Regions from separate parts of the Mus musculus genome. Here all the other regions are linked to region 3. The links are chromatin loops, found by intact Hi-C in ENCODE. Cell type or tissue: left cerebral cortex. All regions are shown on one strand.

Region 1 (4,000 bases), 230 kb before region 3:
GACTACTCACACATTGGTCTTATCCCCATTGAGCTGCACAGCCCTTGCTTGAATCAGCGTGGTGGTGTGCCCACTGCAGGTGCTCAATTAGTGTCTGTGGAAACTCCAAGAATTAGAAGGGCTCTGACGTTTAAAGCAGGAGAAAGTGCATCTTCTTAGATTCAGCAAATCTCCACGGGATGCCGGTTATGAGCCAGCAGGGACAGTGTTAGCTCAGTCACAAGCAGAATGCAGTCTTTAATTACAGGGAAGGCAAGTCTATCCTCAATGAGCTCTAATGAAGAGTGCTATCAGGGCCATCAAAAGGAGGGATCAGAGTACTGCTGCTCTTCACCGATCAAGTGCACCTGAGGATGATATTGGAGCTTGAAGAGGTTTTCCAGGATAGGTGACCTGTAGGCAAGCCTTGAAAATGTAATTTGTGTTCTACAGATTAGGCTATAATGCAATAAGATCATTGAGCAAAAATAATGAAAGTGTAGAAAAAAAAAGGTGCAAGCTGTGTTTGAAAATTATTGGCAAACCTATGTGTATGTGTGTGTGTGTGTGTGTGTGTGTGTGTGTATAGTACATGCCTGTATGTGTAAGGGTTGAGAGAAAAATATCACATGATGAGAATGGATAAGCAGTGAAAAGAGACCAACTGTGAAAGATAGCAGTACCTACTGGAGAGTTTGAATTCTGTATGATAAGCAAAAGGGACTCTGGAATGACTTGCAAACATATAAGGAAAATGATCAGGTTAGTGTGTTCAAAGGGTAATTGTGGGTCTATGATGAAACACAGAAGGAAATGAATAGTTTTATCCACCTATCAATTACCCTTACCTATACCCATACACATTTATGTCAGCATCTACATTTATCATCTATCATCCGCCCTTCATATCTCTAACTATCTATGTTTTTCTGTCTTCTACTATCTATTTATCATTTGTCCATGTCTGTCTGTCTGTCAATCTATCTGTCTTTCTGCCAACCTTTCTGTCTATAATCTATCTACTCCAGTGGTTTTCAACTGGGAACAATTTTGTCCTCAAAGGAGATTTGACAATCTCTAGAGGCAAAATGTTGAGTTGCCACAACTTTGGTAGAGGAAGGACTGCATTCCTTGCATCTAGTAGGTAGAAGCCAATGATACTGTTAAATTCCCTACCACACACAGAACAGCCCTCAGCATCAAAGAATCATCCATCCCCAGTAGTGTGAGGAAAGAAAACCTCTTGTCTACTTACATATAGAAACTGTCTTTGTGTTAACCCCAAGTAGAACTAAAGCAAGCAAACTTTTCAACTTGATACCAGCTACCTTCCTTCAACCTACACCTCAGTTTCTTTCAAAATCCTCAAATCTGAAGTAGCTCACTTGTGGTTCTTTCTCTGCTTAGAAGAAGCAGAGAAAAGCGTGGAATTTGTCTCTTTTGGCATTAGTGCTTGTTTTAGTCAGGGTTTCTATTCCTGCACAAACATCATGACCAAGAAGCAAGTTGGGGAGGAAAGGGTTTATTCAGCTTACACTTCCATACTGCTGTTCATCACCAAGGAAGTCAGGACTGGAACTCAAGCAGGTCAGGAAGCAGGAGCAGATGCAGAGGCCATGGAGGGATGTTCCTTACTGGCTTGCCTCACATGGCTTGCTCAGCCTGCTCTCTTATAGAACCAAGACTACCAGCCCAGAGATGGTCCCACCCACAAGGGGCCTTTCCCCCTTGATCACTAATTGAGGAAATGCCTTACAGCTGGATCTCATGGAGGCATTTCCTCAACTGAAGCTCCTTTTTCTGTGATAACTCCAGCTGTGTCAAGTTGACACAAAACTAGCCAGTACAGTGCTCTTCCTAAGGACATTAAATCTAGGGAGCTGGATATGTAAGTGAAAAAGTTTCAAGATGTGAAAAGCAACAGCCACTTTCAGAGAGTCCTCACTATTTCCCTGTGCGCCCACATTCTGATGCTATGTTTGCAGTGAAGGAAGCTAAAGCAAAGCATAGAGTTTGGAGAATAATCTCTCAGCTGGTGTCCATATAATACATGACAGAGCTGACCTAACCTAAAGCAGGTTGAGAAGCCAAGTATGAATGTCAGCCACCATGACATGTTTGTCTTGAGTATTCTACTCTTTTGTTATCATGTTTCCATTGGTGTTGATGTAATGAGTCTAATTTTATTTTACCTAAGGGAGCCTGGGTGTCTAAGGAGACATATATACTGCACCAAGCAGGTTGTCTTGTGAGTCAATTGAAAATGATGTTCCAGCAATGGGTACAGATGAGAGTATCTGGCTCTGCTTCACTCAGTGATGGTTAGTCCTGTGCTATTTTGAGAAAGAATGCTCTAGAATGAGTCATACCTGGCATTGTCTATGTTGCCTTAGCTGAGGCAACTGGAAGTTTCTCACTTTCTAAAATAAATACACAAGAGCTCTGAATCACCATTTATTATATATTCTCAAAACTACAGGTGTGGGACTAGAGGGATGGTTTCTTGTTGCTCGCACAGAGGACCAGAGTTTGGTTCTCAACACCCATTGGTGTTTGGCTCACAAACTCCTCTAACTACAGCCGCAGAAGATCCAGCTTCCTCCCGTGGCCTCTGTGGCCAGAATGTGCCACCTGCATATATGTGGCATATACTCACATGGACACACACACACACTCATACATAAATAAATAAAAAGTGAAATATATTTTCAAAATCATGTGAGTACATCTTGTCCAGAATGTTCACTTTCAAATTTGGCTTAGTCTAGTCATCTGTATCTAACATATTGCAGAACAAATATTTAGGGGATCATAAGGATTTTGATTCATTTTCTGGAACCCCTTTTCTTTGTAGGGTAGGTCTCTGTTGCTTTAGTCCTTGTCCAGCTCTGTGTAGAGGTTGGTATTAAGGTCCTGTCATGATGCCTGCTATGCTCGGCATGATTTGTGCCACCCTCCTCATGGTATGTGCATAGGGATTCAGGCTCAGGTCAGCTTTTACTAAAGGTACAGTCTCAAGGTGAATTTTTCTAGATTAAACCAGTACCCCATTCAGGACTGGGCCCCCTCCTCACCCTCCAACCTGACCATTCTATAAAGGAAGCAGTAAACTGGACATGGAAGCTGGGTATGGTGGTTCATGTCTATAATCCTAACATGGGTAACTTAGGCAGAAGGTTTGCTAGTTTGAGGTGAGCCTGGACTACATAATATTAAAGACAGGCCGGCAGACAGACAGACAGACAAACAGACAGGGAAAGATGACAACAAGAATGGGGACCAGTTACCTAAACATGGGTGATGGCAATGTAGGGAGGGAAAGCATTGTCTCTTTGACCATCTTGAGAGCCAAGGCCAGAGACCCAACTGCAAATGAGAAATTAGTTAGGGGAAATGACATACAGTTATTTAAGAAGCATTTTACTTGGCACAGGAGCCTTCAAAAAGGAAGGGCTAAAGAGATGGAAAAACCTATCTGCATTTTTATGTTAGTCTGAGGAAAATGTCACCACTTCAATCATGAAGAAACATGACTGGATAAAGAAGACTCAGCCCTCCTGCTAAGAAGCTGAGGCAGGGTGGACAGCAAGGCCAGCTTGTTGAGATTCTTTTCCCTTCTGTGTTCCTGTGCTTTCAGAGATTAGTGCTTCCTTATGGCACATGGGGGTGGGAGTGGGGCTTCCCCCATATAATCATTTTATAGCTTGTTTTCAACTTGGCTTTATAGGCTGACTCTATGGAGAAAGAGGGAGAGGAGCCCTAAGTTTTGTGGTCTGCTACTCCAGTTTTCCCAGTTTCCAAGTTGCCATACTTTGGGATAGTACCTTCCCCAACTAGAGAAGCTGGCAGATGAAGAGCTCACACGTGCCCTTCATTTGCTCTTTAGAGACCACTAGAAATATACATAAGTTGATTTTGAAGAAGAGACAATAGCCTTAGAAATTGAACCCCGGGGAACTCAGATCATCCTTGCAAATGGTCTTTATTGACAGAACCTTTGCTGCACACAGATAGAAGTAGG
Region 2 (4,000 bases), 230 kb before region 3:
AATAAATAAATAAATAAATAAATAAATAAATAAATGTATGTTCAGAGGAAGTATCCACACAAAATACTTAGAGGACAGTACCCATGGCTGAGATGGCTCAGTGATTAAGAGCACTGACTGCTCTTCCAGGTCCTGAGTTCAATTCCCAGCAACCACATGGTGGCTCACAATCATCTGTAATGGGATCCACTGCTCTCTTCTGGTGTGTCTGAAGACAGTGACAGTGTACTCATAGAAATAAGGTAAATAAATCTTTAAAAATAAAAATAAATAAATAAATAAATAAACGTTTAGAGGAAATATCCACACAAAATACTTAGAGAACGGTATCCAGGGCTTTGTCTCTGTATTGATTTGGTGCTTGCCTAAGAGGGTGACAGGGTGAAGCCACTAAGAAGCACTAATGTATGTGTATGTGTGTGAGTGTGTATATGTGTGTGTCTGTGTATCTTGTGTGTGTGCATGTGTTCCTAAAGTCTGGCTGTCAGAAAACACTTCATGCTATTTTTTCTGGATAGTCCACGTCATTAGAATACTTAAACTATCATCTTGGGCGGTTGCTGGCTATTTCGCCAGACTAGATCTAGGTTTCTGAAGTGTGTTGAGTCCCTGCAGCCTGTAGAGATATTTAGGGAGAAGGCAACATTAAATGAGGAAAGACAAAACCCTTAGCTTCAGTAGCACCCATTCTTGTATGTCTTTTATAGGTGTGTATGTGTTCATGTGTGTGCATGTGTGCTTGAGTGTCCCGGGGAGTGTGTATAAATGGAAGCCAGAGGTTGATATCCAGTGTCTTTCTTAGTCATAGATAATTTTTGAGACAAGGTTCCTCCTTTAACCTGGAGCTCACCAGGCTAGACTGCCTGGCCAGCTCTGAGGGTTTTTCTGCCCACTCCCTGGTTCTGGATTACAGACTTAGGCCACAGCACTAGGCTTCTAAAGTGAATGTAGGGCTTACAAGCTCAGGCGGGTTGCAAACAAGCCATGGTTGCTGAGACCCCTTCCCAGTCCTGGGGTTATCTGCTTTTATTGTGAAAGTGCACATTCTGAAGTGCCGTTTCTGAACCTGCAGCTGCAGTAGCCTGTGCAACACAATGCTCCTATCAGGGGAAGCCATCGGTGTTCGAGCAAAGACGTTCGTTCTCATTCTCTACACATCAATTACCTCTGATTAAAGTTCAGGGAAAGATGCGTCTACTTGGGTATCTGTATTTAACTGATTGCAGCCGTAGCGGAATGCCTCATTCTGTCCTTATGTTTGAAGCTGAACTGATGAGAGGCGACATGTGTAAAATCGTAAAGATTGCAACCTGTGTTTGAATGGGTATGAATCAGAAAGTAAAGAGGGTAGGAATTTCTCCGTGAGTGTTAGTTTTCTTTAAACTATATATTTAAAGGGCGCCAGAAAGCATCACGTTTTTCGTTTGGAGAAGAAGAGTCCTGGGCTGCACCCCAAGCCTCAAGCGCTTGAGGAAGTGTGTGGAAGGTTGTGCTACCTCTGCGATTGTTTCAGAAGGTTGCTGCCACCTATCGGCGCCTGTGAGTATCTGCACTCGTGCTTGTTTGGAGGAAAAGAAAACCCAAACAGAATCGGAGGGAATTAGGTGCCAAGAAAGGTGAGTTTACGAAATGAAAGCCGATAATCGGGGGGGGCACAGCGAAGGAGATCGGTCCTCTAAGCCAAGAGGTACAGCTCTTTCCCCTGCCCTAAAGGTGAAATAAGATAATCTTTCACAGACCTGATCTCGGGGAAAGGAGACAGCCAAAACAAAAGCAACCCCACCCACCAGTGGCTCACAACTGCTCCTCACACACTGCAGTAAGCGCCTGACGGCTTAGCCCCTGTTTACACTCACTACAATAATTGCAACACGACGCATAATGTTCAAATTAGTTCTGAAAAAGTATTTGTTCCACTTGTTTATATCCTCTAAATCCTTGAATCTTTGGACTCTGCTACGTGGAGGGAACTTGGCCAAGGGATCTTTTTAAGAAATACATCTTATAAGAGCCTTTCGGAAACATCCCCAACAAGACATCATCAAGGCTGTGTGTGAGGGCTGACTCTCTTCAGGAATCAACCAACTAGACCGTGGGAGCCCAGGTATGTGGTGAAACACTGCTGGGTTGTTTCCAGATGAGTCTAATGTTTAACTCAATAGACCAGGGACAGAGATAGTTTCCTTTACTGCGAGCTTTTCTTAATGGAAGGCAGACTCCTTTGCCAACAGCGGCTCTCAAACTAGAACACAGGTTTTCCTTGCCTTTGATTTCTAGTGGAACGCCAGCTCTTTCTTGACCTCAAGTCTCAAGCTGGCAGCGGGCTGAAGGTAAAGTATCCGCACAGGGTCTCCTGAAGGCCAGCTCGCCTGCTGTTTTGGAGTAGTTTCAACCTCCATGATCATGTGAGTCAGCTCCTCATAGTAAGCGCCCATGTCCTGTTCTCTTGCAGTTCTGGAGAACCTGATTAACTCACTGGAGTAAAGCATTTCCAAGATGATGTATTCAGAGTCCACATCCCCAAAGAAGTCTCAGGCCAAGCAATTAGCAAACAGAGAAACTGAGAGCCAGACCCAGGGCCTTTTGGCTTTTTCTGCCTTCTCTGTGTTCACCCCCATTTGTTCACAGGAAGCAATCGCTGAACACAGCTGACACTTTGAGGTTCTTGAATGCTTTGCAGTAACCTCAGTGATAAAATCTACACCCAACATCTCTGTCCCTCACAACGTGGTAGGTAGCCTTGTCATCTGCAGCATCACATTCTCCTGGTTACTGTCCCGCATCATCAACTGCCCCGGCTTCGGTGGTCTATGTTTTACTTGTGTCTGTGCCTACAAAGCTCTTGCCTAGATCTCTTCGCCTTCCACATTTTGTCTCTTCCGTGCTGCCTGTATGTTGACTTCCACGCTCATATTTTTAATACCAAAATCATCCCAACGCTCCAGATTTGTATAACTGGGCTGTCCCCAGATACCGAGTGAGTAATTTAAACTGAACACTGTTGCACACACAATGCAGTGCCTGAGTGTCTCCTTGCAAGTCCAGTCTAGTTCCTATTGGATGCTTGTACGCTCATCCCCACCGTAGCATAAGCTATTTTTTTTTCTTCATTCCTGCTTTTCCCCAAGCATCAAAAACTAGACTTCTCTGTAAGCCTGGGACAACTCGGCTTCAATGCTTCGTCCTGAGGGAATTGCTGGCCTGTCACTACTGGTCACTAGGCTTGAATTCTTGCATTTGGTACTGTTCAATGGTACTGAAGATCACCCTCGGCATCGCACATGCTAAATAAGTGCACATAGATTCCGGTCCTTTACTGACTAAGCTCCTCCCAGCTCTGCTATCTGTCTTCTTGCCCTGGTTGTTTCCTTCATAGCCCTTTTCGCTGGCTGAAATAGTTTGTTTTTACTTATTTGTGACCTCATCCCACCCTCGATTAGAACATAAACTCATCTTGTTTTCAACTGTTTAATGAAAAGTAATAGATGCTGGATCCAGATATATTGCATAAATAGCAGATGAATCCATTTCTCAAAAGATGTCTGGAAACGTTTAAACACTGTTTTTTTTTTCCAGTGTTCCCAGCAGAAGACAGCAAAAGAAACAGCGTCTTGTATGGTGTCTCTGGTCGACTTTGCCCTCACTTTGCCATTCTTAGGTATCTGAGTTTTCAAGGAGTAGCCCGTCTGTCCTACGCCCTGTTGTTACCACCTATTTGGCTTAATGTATGTCCAATGGTTGAAGGAAGAAATCTACCTTTAAATGCTGCAAATTAGCCCTTCCCATGAAACCAGGGCAACATCACATAATAACATCCATGAAATAACATCTCACTCTAACGGCCAATAAATACCAAATCTAATCACATGACTAGTTTGATTTGTCGGAGATCGAAGCTGCTTATTTTTTAATGAACTTGAATATACACGAACTCCTCTGCCTGACATCACTACCTAGTAAAAGCTTCCGTTCATCTCACTTTGGTTCCTCCGAAAACCTG
Region 3 (4,000 bases):
TTTCATGATTAACTCTTAACAAGGGGCTGGCGAGATGGCTCAGCAGATAAGAGCGTTGACTGCTCTTCCCAAGGTCCTGAGTTCAAATCCCAGCAACCACATGGTGGCTCACAACCATCCATAATGAGATCTGACTCCCTCTTCTGGTGTGTCTGAAGATAGCTACAGTGTACTTACATATAATAATAAATCTTTAAATAAATCTTTAAATAAATAAATAAAACTCTTAACAACATAGGCAGAGAAGGCTCTTAACTCCATATAGACTGTGTGGAATAACACAGAGATAACATTATAGTCAACACAAAACCCCTCAGAATACACACATTCCCATTCTAACCATTTTTCTTCCACATAATACCAGAAGGCCTGGCAAGAACAACTAAACAAGAAAAATAAATAAACAAATAAATTTAAAACACCCAATTCAGAGAAAAAGGTACAACTGTTTCTGATGACAGAATCATGCACATAGAAAATTCTAGAGATTCAGCCAAGAAACTTAGAACTACTACATTTAGTAAGTTATAGTAAAAAAAATATATATATATCATGCAAAATAGTTTCATCTCTCCACATAAATAATAAAATACTGAAAGGGAACATTTTAAAATGCAATTCCAGTATCAACAAAGACTAGGAAAAACTTAACCAGAAAGGTAGAAGACTCATAGACTTGAATATTGTAAAATGTTGATAAAGGAAATCACAGAAGACAGATATATCATGCCATTAAAGATTAGAATAATTAATATTGTTTAGATGTCCGTGCTATCCTCAAAGTCCTACAAATTTAATACAATTTCTAACAAAATTACCAATTATATGTTTACAGACAAAAAGAGATTGACTCTAAAATTCTAAAATATGGACCTACAGAAGACCCCAAATAGACAAAGAAGTCTTGCTCAAGAAGAACTAACTAGGGGCTGTGAATGTAGGTCATTTGTTACTGTTTGCCTAGCATGCTCAAAGCCCAGTACCTCATAAAGCAGGTATGTGGCTAGTGGCACCAGTCTGTCATCCCCAGCACCCTGGAGGAAGAGCCACGGGAAGTTCAAGCTCAACTGTCACTGCAAAGCTACCTTCAGGGTAGCTTGAGATACACGAGACCAAGAAGCGCCACACTTCCTAATTTTAACGTACATTACAAAAACATTACAAAGCTACATTGTCAACAACAGTATGTCACCGGCATAAAAATGGGCACATACAACAGTGGAAGAGCATAAAAAGCACAGAAATAAATTCCTATGGCTCTCGTCAGCTGATCTTCAACAAAGATGCCATACGGTGAAGGAAGCAGTCTGTCACCTGGAGGTTTATCAGTTGGCGTTCTTGAGGCAAACTCTCCCTGGTCAGAGTAAGAGGAGAAAAGCAGACTCCTTGTGATGTACACTAACATACACATGAACGCAGGAGCCCCTCTTCATACTACACATGAACACAGGAACCCCACAAGACACAAAACTCGAAGAAGGGCCAGATGACTGTGACAGATCTCCCACTTCATGGGGCAAGGGAAGCAATTTTAGGAGAGTAAATGATTTCTGGTGAAAATGAATAAAAAAAGAACAAAACAAAACAAAAATTAGAAAACAGAACATAGCCTGGGACCAAGCTCTTCAGAGGTGCAAACCGCGCTGGGGGCACAATGGAGCAACACTCAAGAAGCACTCCAGTGACAGCCTTTCAGGAGACCAATGGTGCATCTCTCCAGGAGGATGTGCCAACCACCCACCCATCCCCGATCTCTTTTGTACTGATTTATCTTCCCTGATAACGCAGTTTCGAGGAGAGAATTGACCATTCTCCACATCTCTTGGGATATCTCCATTTAGAAAATAAGGGGACATGGAAGTCAGAGCCGGAGATAAATGATCTCGCACGTGTTAACTTGGGTGAGTCTTGCAAAGATTCTGGGGTACAGACAAACATACAATTCCAATTCAGCTGAGGTTAAGCGGCATAGCCAAGGTTACCCCATGAACATCAGCTTGAGCCTGGTTGATTCCAAAATCACTTGATTTCCCATTCTAAAGTATCAAATAGCGTGTTTTCGAGTTGTGTGATTTGTGGGGCTCTGCGTTCATGTATCTTGATTTCTGTCCTCTCCCCATGGCTTCATAAACGTGTATATTGAGTTTTCTCACCATTGATATAATAAGAGTAAATGGCTTCATAATGAGAGTGTTAAACTATTATTGTGTTTTTGCGCTTTGCCTTAAGGCTATGTGCGGATGGCCCTAGTAACACAAGGCAGGAATCTTGAATTAATTTCTGCTGCCCTCTTGTGTCAGAGACTAGCAACGACGCCCTAGGAGGAAACGGGTACCTTGGCTTCGGTCTAATTTCTTTCCTTTTATTCATGGAGGGATCATGCCACTCTGAGAGAAGAAGTCTGAATTCTAAAATTTGATCTGTTCCAGAGAATCTTGGCTCACACGAAACACTCAGTAAAAGAGAAAAGAATGTGACTGTTTCCTTAAAACCAACCATTTCAGTATGTAATGGAATAAAATTAAATCAATACAACGCAATGCAATAAGCCTTCTTTGTCTCCTGCCTTCCATACAAACTGCCTCAAATCGGTTTCCAGTCCTAAGTAATGGCTTTTATTGAGTTACTGACAACTCCCTAAGGAAACCTGAGGAAATACTGGGCTCTGATAGGCTCTTATAGGGAATACTGGGCACTGATAGAGCTGATAGAGAATAGTGAGCTCTGATAGGGAGCACTGGGCTCTGATGGAGAGCACTGGGCTCTGATAGGGAGCACTGGGCTCTGATGGGAAGCACTGGGCTCTGATGGGGAGCACTGGGCTCTGATGGGGAGCACTGGGCTCTGATAGGGAGCACTGGGCTCTGATGGGGAGCACTGGGCTCTGATGGGGAGCACTGGGCTCTGATGGGAGCACTGGGCTCTGATGGGGAGCACTGGGCTCTGATGGGGAGCACCGGGCTCTGATGGGGAGCACCGGGCTCTGATGGGGAGAACTGGGCTCTGATGGGGAGAACTGGGCTCTGATGGGGAGCACTGGGCTCTGATGGGGAGAACTGGGCTCTGATGGGGAGAACTGGGCTCTGATGGGGAGCACTGGGCTCTGATGGGGAGCACTGGGCTCTGATGGGGAGCACTGGACTCTGATGGGGAGAACTTGGCTCTGAAAGGGAGAACTGGGTTCTGATGGGCTCTTATTTTTATCAGAGTGACAGTCTCTGTATCAGAAATGCAGGTGGATCTACCAATTTCTCCTTGGTCTGTCTCTGATAGGCCTTCACATTAGTTATATTGCTTTTTATTTATAATATTATTTATGGTGTTTATCATTCAGCACTTCAAAAGTACCTTCATCTTGAAGAGAAACTTGGATGAGTGACTTTTCTTTAAAACATTAAAGTCACCAATTTTAGGTGAGGGAGAGGTGTCTCAGTGACTAGGGTATATATGGCTCTTACACCGGACCCAAGTTTGATTTCCAGTACTCACGTGGTTCACAGCCACCTGTAACTTCGGCTTTGGTCAGCTCTGCAGACGCCTGCACTCACGTGCACACAGCTGCACACGTACAAATTTAAAAATAATTAATCCTTTAAAACTTCCCACTTTTAGCCTCCTGAGAAACAGGTGTTACATACACATCATATTTACTTTAAAAATTAATTTTTTTATATTTAAAAAGGATGCATTGATACATTAGATTATTGGGGGCTTCTTTGTTGTTATTGTTACTGTTGCTGCTGTTGAATGGTGGTTTTCTTTTGAGAAAAATCACACACACACACACACACACACACACACACACACACACACGCACGCACGCGCGGCTGTCCCAAATCAAATGCCAAATTACTTTTGTTTTTCCATTTCCCTTACTGTCTCTAAATGCCTCACCCAATTACTGCTAACACAGCTCTGCAGGTTGCTCCACCTGAAAAGCTTAGATCCAGCTCTATTACTTAAAGTGTGCACAGCAGAAGAATACCATGAAACAGAAAAT

The links. Hi-C counts contacts between places; a loop is a spot of excess contacts. Peaks named below come from ENCODE experiments on the same cell type or tissue, not always from the same donor. Only the 100,000 strongest peaks of a DNase experiment are listed, where the experiment ranks them.
Region 1: a loop joins it to region 3, with 2.6 times the contacts of the local background. A loop is called at or near these places in 3 of 42 quality-filtered maps.
Region 2: a loop joins it to region 3, with 3 times the contacts of the local background. A loop is called at or near these places in 3 of 42 quality-filtered maps.

What each region holds. Positions count from the first base shown.
Region 1 is chr2:10,831,311-10,835,310 of GRCm38, forward strand. No RefSeq gene overlaps it. Among named protein-coding and RNA genes, the nearest start is that of Gm31729, 7.6 kb to the left of the region's middle. In left cerebral cortex, no CTCF peak of the experiment used is centred here; a DNase peak (open chromatin) is centred at 2,300.
Region 2 is chr2:10,824,207-10,828,206 of GRCm38, forward strand. Gm31729 (a long non-coding RNA gene) reads left to right here and starts at 1,539. Exons shown (of 5, transcript XR_865970.1): 1 at 1,539-1,616; 2 at 1,738-2,104; 3 at 2,278-2,330; 4 at 2,453-2,730; 5 at 3,577-4,000. In left cerebral cortex, a CTCF peak has its summit at 1,532; a DNase peak (open chromatin) is centred at 1,507; H3K4me3 peaks cover 408 bases.
Region 3 is chr2:11,057,587-11,061,586 of GRCm38, forward strand. It overlaps Gm13264 (a long non-coding RNA gene), which reads left to right. Exons shown (of 4, transcript XR_374005.3): 4 at 836-2,543. Among named protein-coding and RNA genes, the nearest start is that of Gm13264, 23 kb to the left of the region's middle. In left cerebral cortex, CTCF peaks have their summits at 2,297 (motif pointing left) and 2,502; a DNase peak (open chromatin) is centred at 2,294.